4 separate regions of the Homo sapiens genome follow, and all the other regions are linked to region 1. A link is a contact called in ENCODE Hi-C or POLR2A ChIA-PET data. All regions are on one chromosome and are shown on one strand. Each heading gives the region's core, a stretch centred on a gene start or an enhancer-like site at or near the end of the contact. The rest is flanking DNA. Distances are from core to core; before and after follow the strand shown.

Region 1 (2,699 bases), core at 144-2,643:
TAAGACTCCGTCTCAAAAAAAAAAAAAAACAGTTAACATATATTAATTTTGGTTTTTATATTTTAGAACCATAGGCTTTTTTTTTTTTCAAGTCTCAAACATTTTCATAAGCAGCGTGCTATGGTGCTAGTGACTAAAACATTTCTGCCTACAGGGACTGGAAGTAGGAAAACAAGGAGGCAGTGCCAGTGGCGACCAGAAATTTGCACACCAGGTACAAAGGGTATTTGTCCTCAGCTCCAGCAGAGTTTCTTTTTTTTCTCTGCAACCATGTAAGGTTCTTCTAATGCAAAAGAAAAAAAAATCTGTCACATCTAAGGACCTTGAAAAGTTTTGTTTCCCTTGAGGAATTTGATATGCTTTTTCCTTATCATTCAGAAACATCAGTGTATAGTATGTTTTCCCAGTCTGCATTGCGCCCAGTAAGTTTCAAGCCAAAATTTCTGTTTAATTTTGGAACAATAGAAACTCCTGATCGGCACATTAAAAATTTTCTTTGATCTTGATCTTCCATACCCGTTGCTGCCTTTTATTTAATTTTACATTTCCTCTTGATTATATATCTTCCAAGCTGATTAAAATTTTCTACTAGCCAAAAGGAGTTTGAGCGAACAAAAATATTTACAGAGCCATCAGCCATCTATGAGAATACCTTTTTCTTGGCATTCCACACACTGCCAGGTGTTATTTGAAAAGTCTTTACTGATGTAATAAACCAGAAATGGTTTCTCATTGGGGTTTTATTTTGTATTTCTAAGATTACAGGTGAGAGTGAACATTTTCCCATATTTGTTAACCAGGTTTAAAACTGTTTGATTGGGACGTGGCTTATACAGGGACAAATGCAGCTAAGCCGACTGAAAGACAAATGAAACCCAGGAATATCTGGTTCTTACATTTTAGCTTTGACTCCGCCCCTGGGTCCCCTCACCTACCCGGACCCCAAGCAAGCCCTTTGTGTGTGTCAACCATCAGTGAATGGGATCTCAATCTGAAAAGCTGGCAGAATACCGTCTTGCCCCCAAATATGTGTATTATGCGTATATCCAGTGTCTGATTGCAATGTTTATGGGAAAAAGTTCCTGAATCCTAACCAAGACTGAGGCACTGGCCGTCCCCGGGAGTCTTTCCGCAGGCGCGGCCTCTGACACTCGGTCTTCGATTGGCCCGCCTGGCCCCGCAGGAGTCGGGGTGACGCCGGCCAGCCCAGAGCGGACGATGAGAGCTAGGAGTGGCTGCTTCTGCCTTTCTCTCCCCCTACTTTTTTTTTTTTAGCCATAGCTATGGTTACCACGTTTCTCTCCGCCTCCCGCCACCTACCAAGAAAACGACTGACCATTGGCTGCCTTTCACCAAGGCGGTAAGTCATTGGTCTCTGGTGGGACCGGGCGCTGCCCCCTTCCCCTGTCTCCTGGGTCTCTGGAGGAGCCCAGGAAGGAGGCTCCGCTGGTTCCGCTGGGTCAGGCGCTGACGGGACCGGGCTGCGGCAATCGTTAGCGGGTCATGTCGGCCGCCCAGGGCTGGGACAGGAACCGCCGGAGGGGAGGAGGCGCCGCCGGCGCTGGTGGCGGAGGTAGCGGGGCCGGCGGGGGCAGTGGGGGCAGCGGGGGTCGGGGGACTGGCCAGCTCAACCGCTTCGTGCAACTCTCCGGGCGGCCGCACCTGCCAGGTGAGTCGTGGGACAGGGTCCTGACCGCTTGCGGGCGGGAAGGTGACTGCTACCTTTTCTTTTTCTCCCTGGCTTGCTTTTCCTTGGGAGGAGGAAAGGCAGGCCCCACGCATAGCAGAGGGACTGGGGATCAGAGAAAAGGGAAGGTGTCTTTGAGGTCAGGGAGGGAACAGGAGCACAGCGAAGAAAAGTATCTGTGCTCTGTTGAAAGCTCTGTGCTGAGAGTTGTGTTTTCTTTTCAAAGGAGAGGCCACTGTCTCATTGACATTTCCAAATGTTTCGGTTACTCGATTCCCAATCTCTTCCCCTTCCGCAGTTTGATCTTGTAAATGAAAGACATTGGCGCCTAGCTGTGGGAAATTATTTCAAAAAGGGTGCCAAGTTAAGGAGAGAAGAAGGAAACGCATTCCAAGGAGTGATTTTGTAAAAACTACACGGGGCGTGTGTGTAAGAGGCATTCTGAAACGGAAGAAAGGGGTGGGGGAGTGTTGGCTGGGGAGTGTATGGGAAAGAGAACCTAGAGGATTAGGGAAAACTAGTTGGATTATTAATATTTTGGAATGTTCAGAGACAGGATAATGGTGTCTAGGTTTTAAGGGGAGAAAGTGAAGATCAAAAATATACTTAGTGACACAATTATGCTGTGTTTACAATATAAAAACAACTGAGAATTGGAAAAATGTACCCAATACAATTATTTGACATTTTGGTCTACAGTGCCCTAGCCTTGAGTTCAGATGCTTTTGAAAACAAAATAAAATCAAGTGGATATGTATGTGTAGACAATTTTAAAGAGGTATGTTTGTAATTGAATATTCAATCTAGTAGAAGGAAGGTAGGGAATTAAATAATGCAGAGAACGTCAAATATCCCACTGGGCAAGCTTATTTTTACTATGAAAAGAACTATCAGGAATGATGTGTTAATTATTCATCGTGTTTTTTGTGAATAATATTGATTATATTAGTGATATATTTGTTTAGCTGATGAGTTTTGAGAACATGATGAATTGGTTTTTATGAATTGTGCT
Region 2 (2,699 bases), core at 112-2,611, 1.7 Mb before region 1:
TGACACTCGCCTGTAATCCCAGCTACTTGGGAGGCTGAGGCAGGAGAATGGGTTGAACCAGGAGGCAGAGGTTGCAGTGAGCGGAGATCGTGGCACTGCACTCCCGCCTGGGCGACAGAGCAAGACGCAGTCTTTAAAAAAAAAAAAAAATCTTACATGATCTGCTACTCTAGATCTCATCTCCTAATTCTCTTCCCTTTACTCACTTCAATCCAGTCACCCTGTCCTCCTTACTACTCCTCCAATATACCAAAAACACCTCTGTTTCAGTACCTTTGAGCTTGCTGTTTTCTCTTCCTGAATTGTTCTTCCTCCGGAGAGGCATGTGTTCACTCTCTCACCTCAGTCCGTCCTTCTCTGGCCACCCTATCTATATTGCCACTCTTCACCCCCTCTCCCCACTATACACATGCACATAGACTTCCTAACCCCTTTCCCTGGCTTATTTTTCTCCTTAGCATTTGACATCATTTTCACGGTTGGCTTGTTTATTGGCTCGTTTATTGGCTCTCTTCCCCACCTTGAAGACATAAAATCAAAGATTTTTTTGGTTTGGTGTTGTGCACTGCTGCATCCCCAGGACCTACAACACTTCCTGGCACACAGTAGGTATTAAGTATTTGCTGAATAAATGAATGAACAAGTGGATAGCATCCTGGCTAAGATGTCCAGGTCTGAGGATCAAATCGGGGGTCCACTACTTAACAGCCGTACAAACTTAAAGTTACTAAATTCCCCTAAATCCCGGATTCCTGTCTGTAAAATGACATTAAGACTCTCCATCCGGTAAGATTGCTGAGAAAATTAAATGAGATAACCTGTATCAAACTGATCACTGTACCTGCCAATCAGGTGACTCTCAATAAGTCTTACTGATGCTCTAGTTAACTATTTTCATTTTTAGCGCGCATAATCAACAGAAAGCGCTATAGAAACGTAAGGGAATGCTTTGCCCTTCATAAACTGACTCCTATGAACGCATCTAAAGCAGAATCAGTTTGGAAAAGAAACTCAGTTCCCTGTCCCTTCTCTTCGGGGAGGGTAAAGAATGATACGGCTCCCTGAAGTTTGGGAAGGTGCCCTCGATCGCAGGAAACCCCAGCCCTATCCTCGACCGCCCCGCCCCTACCTTTTTCAGTCACCACGAAGCACTGCTTCACCGGCCCCACCTGACTGAACAGTTCCTCCAGCTGCTCACTGCGGGCCGAGGGCGGGAGGCGGCCCACAAATAAGGTCAGGCCGGCCATGAGACCGGGAAACCCAAAGCGCGTGAGGACGCGAGCAAACTAGGCCGGCGCACGCGAGCCGAAACGCTGGCTTTGGTAGGACAACCAAGCTCACACGCCGAGAGATTCCGGAAGTGCTCGTTGCCCAAAAGAGACCGGAGGAAAACATGGTCGGGAGGGGGATAAAAGGTTCCGGAATGAAAAAATAATGGCGCCCCGGGGCGTAGCTTCTGGAGCGGGGCTCCGCCCCCTGCCCTAGCATCGCCCTCGCCACTTTTGTGTAAACTTGGCATCAATAATTTCTACCCTAGTGTTACAGCTTTTTTAGAATTTGCCTAGCAGGCTTTCTGGTTTTTGCCGGAAGGCCTCCAAAAAGTAATTTTTTTTCTTAATATACAAAATAAAAATAAATAATTTCTACCCTGTTTAAAAATCTCACCTCCAGATCCTCCCCAAAGTTAGCAGGACAGGCAGAAGAAGTCGTTTTTGCCCCGGGCGTAACTCAGGATCTGATATACTGTGGGTGTTTGATATTTTCTGAAGTGCCTCCACAAATTCCCAGATTACGTGCATAAAACACAACCGGAACACTAACACGTAGACATAGATATATCATATACATCATTCGGACGATTCTCATTTTCGGAGAACACCAGCTGTCTGTCACCTCAGCCTCACAAACAAATTGTAGCTACTAAAATACACATAGACACAGATAGTACACAATTATTATTTCAATAAATATATACTGAGCTCTAACTATGAGCCAAGCATTAGGGATAAAACTGGTGAGCAAAGAAATGACAGGGTCCCTGCCCTCATAGAGATTACAGTCTAATGGTGGAAACAGATTTTTTTTTTTGACAGGGCCTCACTTTATCAACCAGGCCGGAGTGCACTGGCACGATCTCGGCTTACTGCAGCCTCGACCTCCCAGGTTCAAGCAGTCCTCCTGCCTCAGCCTCCTGAGTAGCTGGAACTACAGGTGCACCACCACACCCGGCTAATTTTTGTATTTTTTGCAGAGACAGGGTTTCACCATGTTGCCCAGGCTGGTCTCAAACTCCTGAGCTCAATTAGCCCCCCTTAGCCTCCTAAAGTGCTAGGATTATAGGTGTGAACCACCACACCTGGCTGGGAAGACTATTAGTCCAAAAATTCTTACAAATAAATCACAGCACACACACTGCAGGACCACATCAAACACACTCAAAGCAAACATAACATCCAACTTATACACAGAGACCTAGAACCCATGTCCTCCTAGAAACAGAAGATCTTTGTCTCAAGTCAGCTCATCAGACAGACCCAAAGCTGAGAGCTCTTAATTGGCTAGGAAATCTGGGTGCTCCTGGTTCTGGAACACAGAGAGTGTTTGCCATGCCACTGGGCTCAGGACCTGAATAGGTGCAAGAGAGCTACACCTTGCAGAACAACTAGCTCAAAAAAAAGTACCCAAGGCCATTTTTTAAA
Region 3 (2,699 bases), core at 63-2,562, 1.3 Mb before region 1:
CCTGGCCTGAGAATTTACCTCCCACTCTGCCCTCCACTTGTCCTTATTCCTATTACTCTTCTTGCTGAATAGTCCATTTGGGACTTCCTTAGTCCAGCCTTAGTCATATCTTCCTCTGAAGCCTTCCCTGACTACCACCAAGGGTCACTGACACTCCTTTGAATGCCAGAAGGATTAGTTGTAAACCTTTCACGTTGACAGTAACTAGCTTGCTTTCATGAGCTTAACTGTTTCATGAGTTTACAACTTGTCTCAATTTGATTTTAAACTACAGAGGCTTTATGTGCTAAGAATGCCACAGGTTTACATTCCATTTGTGTTGAAGCTATAGTAGCCTTTATTTGATATTTGTTTTAATTTCATGACATGAAATTAAATTTTCAGGGACATGCAACGGGTTCGGCCCATTCCCTTCACTTAACATTACTGAGCTGGGCAGTAAGCTCAGAGTTGCAGATATAAAGATGAATAGACAGATACCTACCCAGGAGCTTACTCTAGAAGAGGACAGATGGATAAGCTACATTTTATAGCAGAATTTGGCAAAGTGTACTGAAGCTATAAACAGCTATGATGGTAAATAAGGTAAGAATTATGCTTAGTGAGGTCAGGGAAGGCTTCTAGAGCTAACATCTGAACTGGGACTTCTATTGGCAAGGCAGAAAATCAGGAAAACGCACTTATTCCTGGCAGAGGAAGCCTCTTGATCAAAAATCTTAAGAGATGAAAAAGGACCGGTTGTTAGGAAACAGATGATGGTGCCCAGAGCGCAAGATGAGGGGGAGTGTTGGGAGATGGAGCTAAAAGATACACTGGTGCCAAAGACTGAAGAGCCTCCTGTAGATAGCGCAGGGCGCAGCGCTGAAGGGAAAGAAAAAGTTGGGATTGTTCAATAAAGTTGGTGACTGATTCAGTCGGATTAATTCCGCCCTGGTGGTCTTGTGGGAATGAAGATAACTAGCAGGATAGTCTAAGAAGCCCTGTGGAAGCAGAGTCATGAGCTGTGAATGGGGACGTGGCGGCCACACGGCCGCGCCCACGCCACCCGCAGTACGGGGCTGGGGCTGGGGCTGGGGCTGGAGCCCGCCGTCCCAACAATCCCGGGGACGAGAGTTGGGCGGGAATCCGCTCCACGCAACTCGGCGCGGTCCCGGGGACGTGGCGCTTTCCAGCCAATCCCGGCTATGCGATTGTTAGACCAATGGCTACTCGGGGACGCTATGCGACAGCGGCGGGTTTGCTGATGATTGGTCGGGAGGCCGCCGGCGAGGCGGATGAGGGCGGGGTGCGGACCCGCTTCCGGTTGGGCGGTGCTTGCGCGCGTGAGCTGAGCCGGTGGGTGAGCGGCGGCCACGGCATCCTGTGCTGTGGGGGCTACGAGGAAAGGTAAGTACGGTGATGCCCAGCCCCTTCACCACTGCCTCATCTTTATTCGCTTTCTTTCTGTCCCCGGTCTTGTTCTTGGCGCGGCAGGGGACTGCCTCACTCGGTGCCGCTGTCTCTGCTGGCGCCCGGGTCCCAGGCCTGATGCTGCTGGAGATCCCGGGACCCTCTGTGTGCAGCCTGGGATGGAGGCCGCCGCCCGTCTTACCGCGCGCTCTGGGAAGGGGGCTGGTCCGGTGGAACTCTGTCCCGTTGGGTACTGTTCTGTGCCTGGTTTGCTGCGTCCTGGTCCTCCATCTCTAGGTCACGCCACTCACCGAGTCTCTGGCACCAGAGGGTCATTTTTTGCCTCCGGAAGGTCGGAGGGCATTTGGATAGTGTTATTGTAAGAGTTCCTTGCCGCCTCCACTCACCATCCTGCTTGTATCTGCCAGCTCCGCCCCAAGGCCACATCCCGACAGTAGGGTGCATCTGCCAAGGTCGTGTTCACTCACCTAAAGGGTGCAGAAACAAGGGGGGAGAGAACGAGTGACGACACTAGGTGATATCTATGATTTTAAAGAAAAGCTGAATGTTTAGAGCTTCCATATTTGGCTACGTACTTCAGTTAGCGACGGAAAATAGTTTTTAAAGCTTTATTGGGGAATTAATTTTTGTTACGTTTTTTGTTGCTTCTAGCCCCATATCCTACTGATTTTTAGCATGCTGCGGTCAGAAATAAACTTAATTCCCTATAGCTGCCGCGATTAAGCGTAGAGTGGCTTGCAGTTTCAAAAGCTGCTTTTGCATCAAGGCCCAAGCTCCGTGGGTCTCCTGCTAAAACTTTTGAGCCTGTGATCTGAATTCCTAAGTGTATAAAATTCTAGAATAGTGTCTTCGAGAATTGAGTTGCGTTCATTTTCTGGTGTGGACCATGAAGTCAACGTTAATGAATTGGGAATAAGGTGGCTTCTAGTTGTTTTTTGTTCTAGTAGCTTATTCAGCTTGGAGGCAGAGAACCTTGGAATCTCTGTTAAATTAGTCTGCCATAGAATGGAACTTGACACAAGACAAATGCAAGTTTGACCTCACTCAGTAGATTTAATTAACCAAATACCAAACGACAGTAATCACTGAAGAATTTATATAGTATAATCCAAATGAGGGACCAGATATAACCTCTAAGTTGTATTTGTCAAGAAAATGAGTTTGCCAAGACCTAATCTGAGGTTTTACTGTGATTGGGGGGTGGGGGGGTTCCAATAGGATTCTTTTGAGAATCACAAGTAGGAAAGCCATGAGCTCACAAAAATGTATTGAGTATGCCTGAGTGAATA
Region 4 (2,699 bases), core at 59-2,558, 1.0 Mb before region 1:
ATAACCAAGAATACACATTTACACAGAAATGAAGCACAGCAAAGGTGTGAAAATTAGGGCAGGAAGCATAAAACATGAATCAAAGAATGCAGAAATACAACAGATATAAGCTACAATTAAATATCTCACCGGATGCACACACAGTTTTATATGGAATAATCAAAGCAGCAGTGATACCCATCTTATAAATAAAAATCTAAAAGCCAGAGAAATAACAAGGTTAGAGGATTAATATGAAACAAAATGAGAACTCCAAAGATTTTCTGAAAGCAGAATTACTGTTTTTTCTTCATATTATGTTGCCACTCCAAAGCAAGGGGAAAACTCGCATGAGTAAGAATCTAGAAACCTGAGAAGTTTCGAGAAGAACAGACTCAAACTGGAGTGAAAATAGGCAAAAAGAGTGAGGCATAAGGCTACGACTGGGAGCAAAATGCCAGATGCAAGTCTTGGACACGGAGGGGAGACGAATAAAGCCTTCTTAAGCGGAAGGTGGAGAAACACTGGGGTTGGATTTGGTGGGAGGAAGACAAAACGGAAAAGCACGGCCCAAGAAGCAACGGCAAAGGGAGAACTTAAACAAGATTAGATTGATGCCACAATCGAAGAGTATAAGACCTACAAATCAGATTCTGCCGGGTGGGGAAAGGGCCAGTTCGCGACCGATCAGGTGCGACTAGTTTCCCAAAAGCGGCAAAGATGTAGCTTCGCAGCCCCACCCCACGACAGCAGCTCCTCCCCAAGGAGGACCTCACGAGGTCAACTGCCGGGCTCAGGTTCTCCCCCGGAGCCTAGGTTCCACCCCGCCCCGGCCGTGCGGCACAGAACTGCCTCTCTGGGCCCCTCACCGAACGCTGCAGCTCCCCAAGCCAAAAAGAGGCGCGCTCCTTTCCGCTGGGATCTGGGTCGTGGTAAAGCGCCTGCACTGCCTGGTACACGAGCTGCAATGTCGGCTTTGCTCCTTCCATGGTGGTGGCGGTAGTGGCGGTAGCGACGGCTCTGATTCTTCTCCGGAGGATTCCTCGGTTGCTCCGCCTTCGCGCTTCCTCACTGTCTGGGCCACGGCCGCTCCCTGACTGGCGCCATCTCCTCCTCTTTGGCCGTTACCAGGGCAGAAGGCTCTCCGTGGAAGTTGCCCCCTCGGAAACAGCTATTAGGTCGTATTCAGGTTCCTGGCCTTTTTTCCGGTTTTTCCACTTGATTCTAGACTCTTGAGTCCACAGATTCTGGCGCTCCCGTCTTCAGTCGCTGACTTGCCCTCAGAAGCCTATCTTGGGAGGCCACACACCAGTGTACCTAAGGTTCGTTTACCCGGACCGGAAGCGACAGCACCGATACCTTTGGCACACTTCCGCCTGGTACACTACAAACGGCCTCCTTCCCGGCACGCCTCCTCTTGTCTCCCCGCCCCCTCCCGGAAGTAACCCTGCCGGGCCAGGAGCCGGGAAGAAGAGCCGGTGTTCTCTCTGTTCCTCGCTAGCAGCTTGGGACATTAGCGCCGAGATGTGCCCCATATCTGAGCTGCCTTCAGCTCCTTGGAAACGGATCCAGGTTTTTCCTACCCCTTCCGACTGCCCCATCCCTCTCCAGAGAATCCTTTTCTGCCCTGGTGATCAAGGCGCGTCAATTCAACTCTCCCTAGAGTGGCCACAGTACTGGAGATCCAAAGATGACTTAAGACATGGTACCTACGCTGGCTCTAGTGGAGGAGACAGACACGTAGTCAACTGAACTATTTTACAAACCTGAAATATGTGCCACATTGAGATAAATCCAAAATGCCTAGAATCTTTGTTCAGCTCCCCTTTACTTAGTTCTTAAGCCCAAAAGAGGTCTTCATTCTGCTTACAGCTCCTGGTGCTCTAACTCCAGAGCATTTTGCATACATCTTTAGGGTTATTCTCACATTGAACTGTATTTTTGTGAATGCCTTTCTGTCCGAATCCAATACCAGTGGTCTAACAATTCACAAAAGAAAACAGAAATATTGGAAACTGTACTATGGAGAAATTAGGGACAAAAGGTAACAGTATATTGATATTAACATTGCTGCTAGTCCTTTGCACTAGTAAATAACTGCTATTTGATAAATGATCACAATGTGTAAAACACTGTAGTTACAAGATCTCATTTAATCCGCCTAACAACCTTGCCAAGTATTAATAAAACCCGTTTTAGGCGCTGACACTGACCTACAGCGCCTCAGCTCCAGCGCCATGGCGCCCTCCAGGAAGTTCTTCGTGGGGAGGAACTGGAAGATGAACGGGCGGAAGAAATGTCTGGGGGAGCTCATCGGCACTCAGAACGCGGCCACTGTGCCTGCCGACACCAAGGTGATTTGTGCTCTCGCCACTGCGTATAACGAGTTGGCCCGGCAGAAGCTAGCTCCCAAGATTGCTGTGGCTCCGCAGAACTGCTACAAAGTGACTAATGGGGCCTTTACTGGGGAGATCAGCCCTGGCATGGTCAAAGACTTAGGAGTCACGTGGGTGGTGTGGTCCTGGGGCACTCAGAAGGCGTGTCTTTGGGGAGTCAGATGAGCTGATTGGGCAGAAAAGTGGCCCATGCTCTGGCAGAGAGACTCGGAGTAATCGCCTGCATTGGGGAGAAGCTAGATGAAAGGGAAGCTGGCATCACTGAGAAGGTTGTTTTTGAGCAGACAAAGGTCATCGCAGATAATGTGAAGGACTGGAGCAAGG

Evidence for each region. A loop is a pair of places that touch in the nucleus more often than their neighbours do. ChIA-PET counts read pairs that join two places held with the same protein, here RNA polymerase II (POLR2A). Pooled maps may share reads with other maps.
Region 2: a map of naive thymus-derived CD4-positive, alpha-beta T cell shows a loop between it and region 1 (35-fold over the local background). The contact joins the promoter of RBM28 here to the promoter of KLHDC10 in region 1. A Hi-C loop is called at or near these places in 1 of 168 maps with a recorded cell type or tissue (naive thymus-derived CD4-positive, alpha-beta T cell) and 5 of 50 pooled maps. POLR2A ChIA-PET finds 5 or more read pairs at or near these places in 1 of 52 experiments (Panc1).
Region 3: a map of B cell shows a loop between it and region 1 (10-fold over the local background). The contact joins the promoter of CALU here to the promoter of KLHDC10 in region 1. A Hi-C loop is called at or near these places in 2 of 168 maps with a recorded cell type or tissue (B cell and naive thymus-derived CD4-positive, alpha-beta T cell) and 5 of 50 pooled maps.
Region 4: a loop to region 1 is called in a map of CD4-positive, alpha-beta T cell, with 8 times the contacts of the local background. The contact joins the promoter of TNPO3 here to the promoter of KLHDC10 in region 1. A Hi-C loop is called at or near these places in 2 of 168 maps with a recorded cell type or tissue (CD4-positive, alpha-beta T cell and CD8-positive, alpha-beta T cell) and 9 of 50 pooled maps.

The regions. Positions count from the first base shown.
Region 1 is chr7:130,069,141-130,071,839 of GRCh38, forward strand. KLHDC10 (kelch domain containing 10) reads left to right here and starts at 1,394. Exons shown (of 10, transcript NM_014997.4): 1 at 1,394-1,669. The coding sequence starts at 1,504. RefSeq lists enhancers at 909-1,108, 1,139-1,328 and a silencer at 1,429-1,598.
Region 2 is chr7:128,342,547-128,345,245 of GRCh38, forward strand. It overlaps RBM28 (RNA binding motif protein 28), which reads right to left and starts at 1,362. Exons shown (of 19, transcript NM_018077.3): 1 at 1,130-1,362. The coding sequence starts at 1,247. It also overlaps the pseudogene RNU7-27P. RefSeq lists an enhancer at 1,303-1,502.
Region 3 is chr7:128,738,047-128,740,745 of GRCh38, forward strand. CALU (calumenin) reads left to right here and starts at 1,313. Exons shown (of 7, transcript NM_001219.5): 1 at 1,313-1,386. RefSeq lists silencers at 920-1,059, 1,130-1,269 and an enhancer at 1,550-1,649.
Region 4 is chr7:129,053,803-129,056,501 of GRCh38, forward strand. TNPO3 (transportin 3) reads right to left here and starts at 1,309. Exons shown (of 23, transcript NM_012470.4): 1 at 849-1,309. The coding sequence starts at 968. It also overlaps the pseudogene TPI1P2. RefSeq lists enhancers at 842-1,341, 2,153-2,447 and a silencer at 2,153-2,447.